Regions from separate parts of the Homo sapiens genome. Here region 1 is linked to region 2. The links are chromatin contacts, found by Hi-C or POLR2A ChIA-PET in ENCODE. All regions are on one chromosome and are shown on one strand. Each heading gives the region's core, a stretch centred on a gene start or an enhancer-like site at or near the end of the contact. The rest is flanking DNA. Distances are from core to core; before and after follow the strand shown.

Region 1 (5,310 bases), core at 57-2,556, 120 kb after region 2:
TTTTTAAAGCCATTATTAGTCTTTATTATTACTGATTATAACATTTCATCATGTGGATTTATCATATTTTACTTAATTGTTGCCATATTGTTAGATCTTTAGTTGGTTCTGGTTTTTTTTCTACTAAGTAATGCTAAAGTAAAAGTCATTTACGTATCTTATTCCATTTTTTGGACTTTTTTCTCAAGGTAGATTTTCAGAAACATAATTTTAGGGTCAAATGTTTTAAACGTTTATATTTTTTGGTATCTATTGATCAATGTTCCTTATTTGTTTTCTAAGACAGTTGATTAGTTTACAGTGACAGCAAAGATATGCTAAGGGCCAAGGCTTACTGTACTTTAGTTTGAATATATATTGTCTGGAAACATTTTGTTGTTTGAATTGGGAGGTGCTAGAAAGAAAAGTAAAAACATTTTGTATTGTAGTTATAAAATGCACTCTCATGGTTCTATATTCGCTTGATAACTAATGAGGCATCAAATACATTTATCATTTTTGTATGCTATGTTTCTTCTTTTGCAAATTTTCCCTGATTACATCTTTTATGTTGAGAATATTTGATCAAAAAAGGAAGCTACCTATATTGTGAATGATCTGGGATAAAACATCATCTTATGCGGGAGAGAGTAAATCTTGGTGTTCAATTCTCATGAGGTAGAATGTTCAATCCAAGAAAAAAAGCGCTGAGTCAGAGCTGATGTGCTACATGGTCATTGCCATGCATTGTGTTAAATCGTTGACTGACATTTAATTTTTCAATAACCCTGAAAGGTAGGTGGTGTCTTCATTATCCATTTGAGCCACTCTCAAATAAGTTGGACTTTTAAGAGAAACCTTGGGTTAAAAGTAGTAGAAGTAGCAACTGGAAAAAGGATAGTGTAGGAGAGATGGCTTTCAGTCTGCCTGAGGCTGCTTTGCCCCCAAATTTCTCCTCTCCATACTACCTTTGCTTTTCTACTTCATTAATTATAACATTGGAAATGCCACCAATTGCAGTTGTATTCTGCTTAAGAGTCAACCTCTCTTAAAATGTTAAAAACCCCTAGAAGGGATTTATTCTGGAAGATCTTGTGTTATTAGCCATTAATATGAGCTAATCAGACAGTTTTTTTGTGGGGAGGGGGAGGTTGTTTTTGTTTTTTTTAAACTCTGTGGGACATACCTATTCCTAGGGGTGGAGTGTTGGGAGGAGGCAGGCGAGGTTGCATGTGGGGTACAGGAAAGGAGGAGGAAGAAAGTTTCCTTCCTCTTTCTGGGATGTAGGGGGCTGGCCCGGTGCAGAGTTTTGACATAGGAAATGTTTGTCCTTGGCACTCTGCCATCTCCTTATTCATACTTCTACATCTCAAAACCCTACTCCTTGGCCGCAAAACCCAGCCCTCTGCTATGTGCATCCAACCATGACTCTCCACCCAGATCTGCCTTTCTTGTCACTAAGCGTTTCATCTTCTAAACACATCACCCTTGCCTACCTTCTCCCCACACTCCTCCCCAAGCTCCACCTTGCAGGATAGCTATGGCTAGCTGAGTCAAAAACAACAGCAACAACAAAAGCTGTCTTTTCATGCTTGCATGTTTTCTTAGATATTTAGAAGTTATATATATGTGGAGCAATCGGACCCTTTGGTAGTCTCTTCCTAATAAGCAAACTGCTAATGGCTCAGGATTTAAAAGACATACTACATAAATTATTTCCCCCTATGGAATAAATATGCAAGCTGAAAATAAACTACAGATCCTAATAGCCAAGCAGAAGGAGTATACTTGTCTAAGCGAAACATCTTCTATGTAATTTGGCTTGTCAAACAATGTGAAGTAGGATGAAAGCATCTTTACAATGTGCAGCTGGTGTGAGAGTGTCACACAGATGCTAATTGTTTGGCTTGGGTGTCTTCCATTTCTCATGCTCTACAGTGTCTTCTCTGATCAGTGGTGGCTTCTCCCCTCCGTTTCTTTGTTTATTGCAGAAAGCATCTCCACGGTAAAAAATGTGCAGCCTTTTATTTGTCTCCATTGGTTGGAAATCAACATGTACAAATAAAAAAGCTTTTTTTTCCCCGTTTTTCAAAATGACAACATTTTAAGTTAGATTTATTTAATCAGGTGCTATGTCCTTCTACTTCATGTTTCTCCAAACACTTAAAACTGTTGCTGTTCACCGAACAGGAAGAGTAACGTGTAGAGCCTGGTTACTGTTCTACAAAACACTGGCTTGATGATCAAAGGCCTTTCAGACTCCAAAGGCCTTTCAACACGCCAAAGTGAGGCAATCTCTAGTGAGTGGTGGGTAATATTTCCCGGAGAAGCCACAGTCCATATATAGCTCCCCTTAACCCTTGTTATATTTGCTAGCATTGTAGAGATCCAGAAAGAAATTTCTTTACTTGCTTCTCCCTGACTTTCTTTTAAATAATATTTGACCATTTAAATGGTACATAGAAAATGCACCACTTAACAAATACATAAAATTTAACAAATATGTAAAAATAAATAGGAAATGTTCATATCACACCTAACCAGAGATAAAACATATTAACAATTGTGGTATAGCCCTCTAATACTGTTTGTTGTTATGTACACATGTGTTTACCCAAAAAAGGGGTCATACTGTAGATTCTTTTAGAAACTAGCTTTTTATACTAAATGTATTAGAAACATTTTTCCAAGTCATTAAATATTTGTCTACTGTATCTCTTTTAAGAGCTGAAAAATATTCAATTTCATTGATATTATAGAATTGACTTTATTTTTCTCTTGTTATTGGACATTTAAGTTCTTCTCAATTTTTTATAATTTAAACAGCACTATAATTAATAGTTCTTTAGCTAAGTATATTCACATTCGCAGTTTGTTCCATTGTGTAATATAACAGCTTGGGGTCCTTCTGCAAGCAAGGCTTATGTGCAGTTCATTTATTTGGGAAGTGATCCCAAGGAGCCACAGTGAGTGAATGGAGGACTTGAGCTGGAAAGGAGGGAAAACCGGTTCATAGGTGCAGTACAGATCTGGCCATAGCTACATGTGACGGGACCTTTGAAAGCCTTATAAAATATGTCTCAGAACTGTCTTCTAGGAGAATACCAGGGGGAAGTATTTCTCTTCCTTTGATGCATTCTCCACTAGTCAAGGGTGGTCCCACAGCATTATTTCCTGCATGCTTCCAGACTGTGTGGGTATGAGCCCAGTGCATCACTGAAGGCCTAGGATAGGAAGCCAGAGAGAGGTATGGCCAGGGGCTGGGGTGAGGCCCTGTTACGTTACATCTTCAGAAAGGTGGTCAAAGCCTGCTTGGGCCTGGTTGCTGCAGTGGTGGGTTGGGCAAGAAGTAAGGCTGAGAAGATTTGTGGTAGGCTACAAGAAGTGTCTGGTACATATACATTCCTAGAAACAGAGCTTGTAATTTTGTCTCAAAGGACATGCACAATTGTATCTCAAAATAGAAATACACATGGGAGTCATAAAATTATGTTCAGGTTGATTCATTTATGAGGTACACATTCTGAGACCTGAGGATGTGGCAGGGGGTAACAGACGTGATCCTACTGCCACAGAGCTTACATTCCTTTGCAGGAAGACAGTAAACATGGGAACAAATACATAACATCAGTGCTGACAGCAGTAGGTGCTGTGAAGCAAATGAAATGGAGCAGTGCTGTTAGTAGTGACTTGAAAGGGACTGAGCCCATGGTGAGAACACCAGGGTTCTCATGATTTTAGATGGCACACAGATAAACTGAGAGTGAAGAGACTCAGGGTTCGGTTGATGGAATAGAACTAAAGGAGAAGGATGTAGGAAGGAGGGGCGAGGGCCTCTTTACATTCACTGTCCGCTTTACATTTTTCCTAGAGGCAGATGTACCCAAGAGAGATATTTTGGCTTTTGGAGTGTGGCCTTCCCTCAGTGCATACACTATATGGAATTTAATCACTCTTAGATTCTTAGAAAATATTTTTAACATTCAAAATATATATCAAATTATAATTGCTCCATCTTTGATGTTTTGGAATATACTTAAATCCAGAGAATAACAAAATTTAGGGCAGAATTTTTTTTTTCATATCATACCAAGAGTACTGTATAGAAATCCAAGGTACTGCATGATGGTCTGTGCTTAACTATGACAAAAAAAAAAAAAAAAAAGGATCATAGAGTGCCTTGGGGTTATTTTTAATCAATCTCAGGGTTAACACTAGTGCAACTCTGCACTAGATGGAAATTTCCATTAGATGGTGGCTGGGGGTTTATTGTATCAATGTAATTCTACCTCATATGAGAAGCAGCACTGTTCAACTGCTCCTTTGCTTCAGAGAGCTCAGAAAATAAGTTTCAAAGACATAAATTTATTCATTGGACCTTTTAGTTACAATGCCCAAGATATTTTTGTGACCTAAATAGCAAATTAAGAAATCACCTCTTTACATTGCTAGGTGTTTCTCACATTTGTTACCAATAGTACAATGTATCTACTTCAGTAGAAAGTAAGCCAAGGGATTATGATAGCTCCAGATTAAAGCACATTCTTCATTTTCAGTGATATGTAAAACCACAGGATCAGAATTACATTAGATATTGAAAGACTAGAATATTAAATCTGATCTCCTAAATCAGGGTTTTCCAAATTCTGATCACTTGTAATCATTTGTGGGCCAGCTTCAGGATTTTGCTATATTCTACAAGTGCTGATGCTATTAAATTTTTAATGTTTTTCTCTACAGTGAGTCAATTTTTGCTTAAATAAGTTTACTTGAGAAGGAATGTTTATATTATTGTATTATTGAAATAAATGGAAAATAACTTAAAAAAATGTATTTCTAACTATGAACCTATATTCTTTTTTTTTTTTCTTTGAGATGGAGTCTCACTGTGTCACCCAGGCTGGAGTACAGTGGTCCGATCTTGGCTCACTGCAACCTCCGCCTCCTGGGTTCAAGCAATTCTCCTTCCTCAGCCTCTCAAGTAGCTGGGATTACAGGTGTGCACCACCATGCCCAGCTAATTTTTGTATTTTTAGTAGAAACGAGGTTTTGCTATGTTGGCCAGGCTGGTCTTGAACTCCTACTCCTGACCTCAAATGCTCTGCCCACCTTAGCCTCCCAAAGTGCTGGGATTACAGGTGTGAGCCACCAAGCCTGCCCTGAACCTATATTCTTAACTATTAATGCAAGAAGTTTATCTGTATGTCATCTAAAATCATTATGCACATTTTGGTTAGTACCGCTCTCATAGCAGGCTTGGCCTGTCCCATACCAGGTGTGTGACCTTTAGCAAGTTACCCAACTTCTCCTACCCTCTGTATTCGCTTGTGT
Region 2 (5,633 bases), core at 1,331-3,830:
GTGTCTCACTCTGTTGCCCAGACTTCAGTGATCTTGGCTCACTGCAATCTTGACTTCTTGGGCTCAAGTCATCTTTCTACCTCAGTCTCCTGAGTAGCTGGGACTACAGGCATGCACCACCATGCATGGCTGATTTTTAAATTTTTTATAGGGAGTCTCACTGTGTTGCCCAGTGTGGTCTTGAACTCCTGGGTTCAAGCGATCTTCCCACCTCAGCCTCCCGAGTAGTTGGGAATACAGGCGTGTGCTACCATGTCTGGCTAATGCTTATCTTTTGTTACCTGAGCAGGCCCTGGACGACCTATACCCTTTTCCCCAAGTAGATTATCAAAATGTTTATTTCAAGCAAGCTCAGAGATGTCCCTAGGAGAAAGTATTCTGTGGCATGAAACTTTCTCCATCTCTTTGCCCCTTCCTTCTCCTCTGCTCCACACCACATCCCCTGCACCACTCTAGCAGCTGCTTCCTAGAGTAAGCAATGAGGTTTGGGCAGGATGCAATGCCCGTCCCTATGCTTTTGGGGGCTGCAAACTATCTAGAAGCCTTAGGAGCTGACTTACCTCATGCTAGCTGAACAGCTTGATTGTGAGGTCCCCCAAACCATGTTTGCATTCAGAGGTGCAGTTCTCAGACTTCCCACTGGGTAGCGCTGTTTCTCTTTTTTTGCTTTAGCTATTTGTCAGAGGGAGACAGCAGACTGTCACCTTTTCTCATCAAATAGGACAAATATTTAGTGTTTCTGGCTAAACACTTGGAGATAGATGTTCATGTTTCCTTTTAGTGACATATTGGAAAAGGCTTTATAGCGGATACGAAAGAAGCGAAGTGAGGTATTATTTGAATAGCACTTAGTATGTTTCAGGTATTGTGCTAGGAGGTTGATATATCTAAACATCCAAAGACTGAATTTAAAATATGAGACCTCGACTAATATACCTCAACTATCATCATCATCGTCGTCGTCCTCCTCCTCCTTCTCCTCCCTAATGCCAGATCTTTGAGTGCAACATGAAGCTTTTGCTGTATACCTGTATACAGTCCTCTTTAGGCAGGGAATAGGAGAATGAAGCCACATTGCATAACCAAAATTCTTTAACTGTGAATTTGAAAAGAGACATTCTAGGTGCCTTTATTTTCTCTTTCTCAAGAAGGAGAGCAGGGAAAGGATATTAATATTTATTAAATACCTACATGCCCACCATATATCAGATATTATGCTGCTGCTTTATAAAGGTTATCTCATTAAGCAATGGCTCACGCCTGTAATCCCAACACTTTGGGAGGCCAAGGCAGGTGGATCACTTGAGGTCAGGAGTTCGAGATCAGCCCGGCCAAATGGCGAAATCCCGTCTCTGCCAAAAAATACAAAAATTAGCCGGGCATGGTGGTGGGCGCCTGTAATCCCAGCTACTCGGTAGGCTGACGCAGGAGAATTGCCTGAACCTGGGAGGTGGAGGTTGCAGTGAGCTGAGATTGTGCCATTGCACTCCAGCCTGGGCAACAGAGTGAGACTTTGTTTCAAAAACAACAACAACAACAAGAAAGCAGGTGTTTCTGGTGGGAAATAGTTTTTCTGTTTTCTGAAATTATTTTAAAATTACAAGATTGGGAAACTCAAATAAGATTGCTGTGTTGTCAAAAAAATTGATGTTATATGTTCACGCTTTTTAAAACCATTTCCTTTAATATTGCCTTTATAGAAATGTTAGATCACTGGAAATTTTAAACTAAATGGGAGGCAACAATAAAACTGTTTCATTGCAGAGTTTGAGTCAGTTCATCTAATTTTTCAGCAGATATCATATTCAGTGAGTCTGCAGATTTTAGGGAGTTTCGTTTTTTGCTCCAAGGAAAGAGATTAAATGACCTTTACATGCTTACATAACAGCATAATAGAGATAGGAGAATAATTTCTCTTTTTTTTTTTGAAATGAAAGTTATTGCTTTATTTGTTTTTGTAGTACTATAACATTTTAAGCTTCGCCAATATGGAAAATAAATAATTTTCTGAGCTACCTTTCACTGCTACATCTGAGAATTCTGTGCTCAATTCCTACCTACACTGTGAAGGAATCATTTCATTTGGTTCTCTGCTTTAGGTTTTCTTCAGCCTATCAACAGAAGGTTAAGGAGGGAGTGAAACTTGTTTCCTCAAGAGAGTCTGTCTGATTATCGGAATATTTCCTTCTCCTCCACTATTTTCATGCTAAATTTGGGCACCTGACAAACTTGAGGGTATCTAACGCCTGGTTACAGATATCCCTAGCAATTCAGATGACCTTTTCAAGTACCTACTCCTATTAACTCAATAACAGTGATGAAATCAACCAGAAACAAAGTCCCTTAGAATATAGGTATTGTAAATATTCTAATTTTGCTTCAGCTATTTATGAAACAACTTTTAAGATTTCCTGCCATCTGTTTCTAAAAGGGGAAGGAAAGGGAAATGATTTGCAAGCATTTGAAACATGGTGTCTATATTTAGATTTTGGTTTAATCTCACATTTCTGCAGTATCTTTAGTTGGGGAAGGAAGGCTTAGTTAGTTAGTGTTGCTCCAATTCGTTAGGACATTTCCTCATGGTATTGGAGGAACATGGGATGATTCAGTTTCATGAATCAAGGATTTTTGAGTTCCTCTTGTTTGCGAGGCATCATGCTAGACATCTTCTAGTGTATTGGTATGTTCATTTGCTAGGGTTGCCATTAGAAACTACCAAAGACTGGGTGGCTTACACAACAGAAATGGATTTTTCTACAGTTCTAAAAGTTGGAAGTTTGAGATCAAGGGGATGGCAGAGTTGATTTCTTCTTATTCTTTTCTTGGTTTACAGATGGCGTCTTCTGTCTTCACATGATCTGTGTTTGCAAATGTCTGGGCACAAACACTCTCTTCTTATAAGGATGCCAGTTATATTGGGTTAGGACACACCCTAAAGACCTCATTTTAGCTTTTTTTTTTTTTTTTTTTTGAAACAGAGTCTCACTCTTACTTCATCACACAGGCTGGAGTGCAGTGGCACGATCTTGGCTCACTGCAGCCTTCACTTCCCAGGTTCAAGTGATTTCCATACCTCAGCCACCCAAGTAACTGGGATTACAGGTGCGCACCACCACACTCGGTTAACTTTGTTTAGTATTTTTAGTAGAGATGGGGTTTCACCATGTTGTCCAGTCTGGTCTGAAACTTCTGACCTCAAGGGATCCACCCACCCCGGCCTCCCAAAGTGCTGGTATTGCAGGCGTGAGACACCACACCCAGACTATTTCAGTTTATTCTTTATGAAGTAGATGCTATTACTATTCTTATTTTACAGATAAGAAACTGAGGCTCAGAGAAGTTACATAGGTCTCACATATAAGTGTGTGACAGAACAGTCAGTTAGTCTAACTTCAACAAATACATGTTTGATTTCCATGCCAGGGTGAGTGAGATTGTGTATAACTAGGAAGGCAACAAGACAAAAGGAGTGAAGGAGGAAGGTTTGAAAGGAAGGTTGAGGAGAGATAAGAAATGAATTTTGAGAGGTAAGTGTGTAGTCAGGAAGGGCCTTGTCAAGTTGTAACCTGAGATTTTATCCTATAAGTGATGGGTAGTCACTGAAGTGAATTTATTTATTTATTTATTTTTAATTTCTATTTTTTTTCAGTTGGAGTCTGGCTCTCTGTCACCCAGGCTGGAGTGCAATGATGTGATCTCAGCTCACTGCAACCTCCACCCCCTAGGTTCAAGTGCTTCTCCTGCCTCAGCCTCCCAAGTAACTGGGATTACAGGCATGCACCACCATGTCCAGCTAATTTTTGTATTTTTAGTAGAGACGGGGTTTTGCCATGTTGGCCAGACTGGTCTCGAACTCCTGACCTCAAGTAATCCTTCTGCCTCAGCCTCCCAAAGTGCTGTAATTACAGGCATGAGCCACCACACCTGGCCTGAAGTGAATAAATTTAATATAGAAAGATCTCTCTGGATTTACTCTGATGAGTAGACTTTGCATGTGTGTGCATGGGGTAGTAGGCTATGGGTGGGGTGTGGCAGGAAATACAACAGTGTGTTCAGGGAAATCAGATAGAAGTCTATGGCCAAAGTGCAAATGCGAGACAGTGGTGGCTGACCTACTGGGATGAGTACCATTGGTTGGATGGGGGAGGGATGGGTAAAAGGGAGGTAAAAGGATATTCAGGTATCTGACTGGAGCCATTGATGGTGTCAGTCATGAAGAAAGAGATCAAAAGAAGACGAATAGTTTTGAGAAGGGTGGAAATGACTTCAGTTTTGGACCTGTTGAATTTGGTTACTGGTGAGAAAATCAAGAAGAGATGAATAGTAAGCCATTGGATATATGCTTCTGGAGCTCAGGAAGAGTGATCTGGGCTAGAGATTTAGGTTAGGCAGGCATCAGCCTATAGATGTCAACTAAAACCATTAGAAACGATCAGATGGGCCAGGCACGGTGGCTCATGCCTGTAATCCCAGCACTTTGGGAGACCAAGGTGGGTGGATCACCTGAGGTCAGGAGTTCGAGACCAGCCTGGCCAACATGGTGAAACACCATCCTACTACATATACAAAAAAATTATCTGGCCATGATGGCGGGCACCTGTAATCCCAGCTACTTGGGAGGCTGAGGCAGGAGGATTGCTTGAACCCAAGAGGTGGAGGTTGCAGTGAGCCAAGATTGCACCATTGCACTCCAGCCTGGGTAACAAGAGTGAAACTCTGTCTCAAAAAAAAAGAAAGAAAGGATGAGATGACAAGAGAGGATGTTTAGAGCCAAAACGAAAGAGGGCCGAGGATAAACCCTTAGGAATGGCAATATTTTAAAAATGGACATGAAGGCTGGGTGTGGTGGCTCCCACATGTAATTCCAGCACTTTGGGAGGCCAAGGCAGTAGAATTGCATAAGCCCAGGAGTTTGAGACCAGGCCGGGCAACATAGTGAGACCCCATCTCTATTTCAAAAAATTAAAAATTATATTTAAAAAATGAACATAGAATAAAAGCAGCAACAGATAACTGTGCTGTCAAGGAAATCAAGGTAAGGTCAGTTGAGTCCAGGTAAAAAAGAGTTTCAGGAATGATTGGTCTACACTGTTCACAGCTGCTGAAATTTAATTAGAAGAACCGAGCCACATCTATTGTATTTAGCAACAAGGAGGTGCCACTGAAGTTGACAAAAGCAATCCAGTGTAGTTGTGTGAGTGAAAGCCATATGACTGATGGAGGAAAATAACCATACGATAGAGAACTGGAGACAGTGGAGTGGCGCAACCAGTTAAGAAGTTTGGCTGTGAAGGGTAATAGACAGGGTACTAGGTTGAAGTAAAGTTTTGTTGTTGTTTTAAGAAGGAAGAGGCTGGGTGCGGTGGCTCATGCCTGTAATCCCAGCACTTTGGGAGGCCGAGGCGGGCAGATCACCTGAGGTCAGGAGTTTGAGACTAGCCTGACCAACATGGTGAAACCCTGTCTCTACAAAAATACAAGAATTAGCTGGACATGGTGGCAGGTGCCTGTAATCCCAGCTACTTGGGAGGCTGAGGCGAGAGAATCCTTTGAACCTGGGAGGCAGAGGTTGCAGTGAGCCGAGATCACTCCATTGCATTCCAGCATGGGTGACTCTGTCTCAAAAAAAAGAA

The links. Hi-C counts contacts between places; a loop is a spot of excess contacts on that map. ChIA-PET counts read pairs that join two places held with the same protein, here RNA polymerase II (POLR2A). Pooled maps may share reads with other maps.
Region 1: a loop to region 2 is called in a map of CD4-positive, alpha-beta memory T cell, with 4 times the contacts of the local background. The contact joins two enhancer-like sites. A Hi-C loop is called at or near these places in 8 of 168 maps with a recorded cell type or tissue (CD4-positive, alpha-beta memory T cell, CD8-positive, alpha-beta T cell, MCF 10A and 4 more), 14 of 37 single-sample maps with no recorded cell type and 20 of 50 pooled maps. POLR2A ChIA-PET finds 5 or more read pairs at or near these places in 1 of 52 experiments (naive thymus-derived CD8-positive, alpha-beta T cell).

Annotation. Positions count from the first base shown.
Region 1 is chr4:165,254,270-165,259,579 of GRCh38, forward strand. All of the region lies in intron 4 of KLHL2 (kelch like family member 2), which reads left to right. Among named protein-coding and RNA genes, the nearest start is that of GK3, 23 kb to the right of the region's middle. Within about 2 kb of position 1,307, at least 6 of the 41 ENCODE cell types and tissues checked have a DNase peak (open chromatin) inside an H3K27ac peak, as active enhancers do.
Region 2 is chr4:165,130,796-165,136,428 of GRCh38, forward strand. No RefSeq gene overlaps it. Among named protein-coding and RNA genes, the nearest start is that of TMEM192, 21 kb to the left of the region's middle. Within about 2 kb of position 2,581, at least 2 of the 41 ENCODE cell types and tissues checked have a DNase peak (open chromatin) inside an H3K27ac peak, as active enhancers do.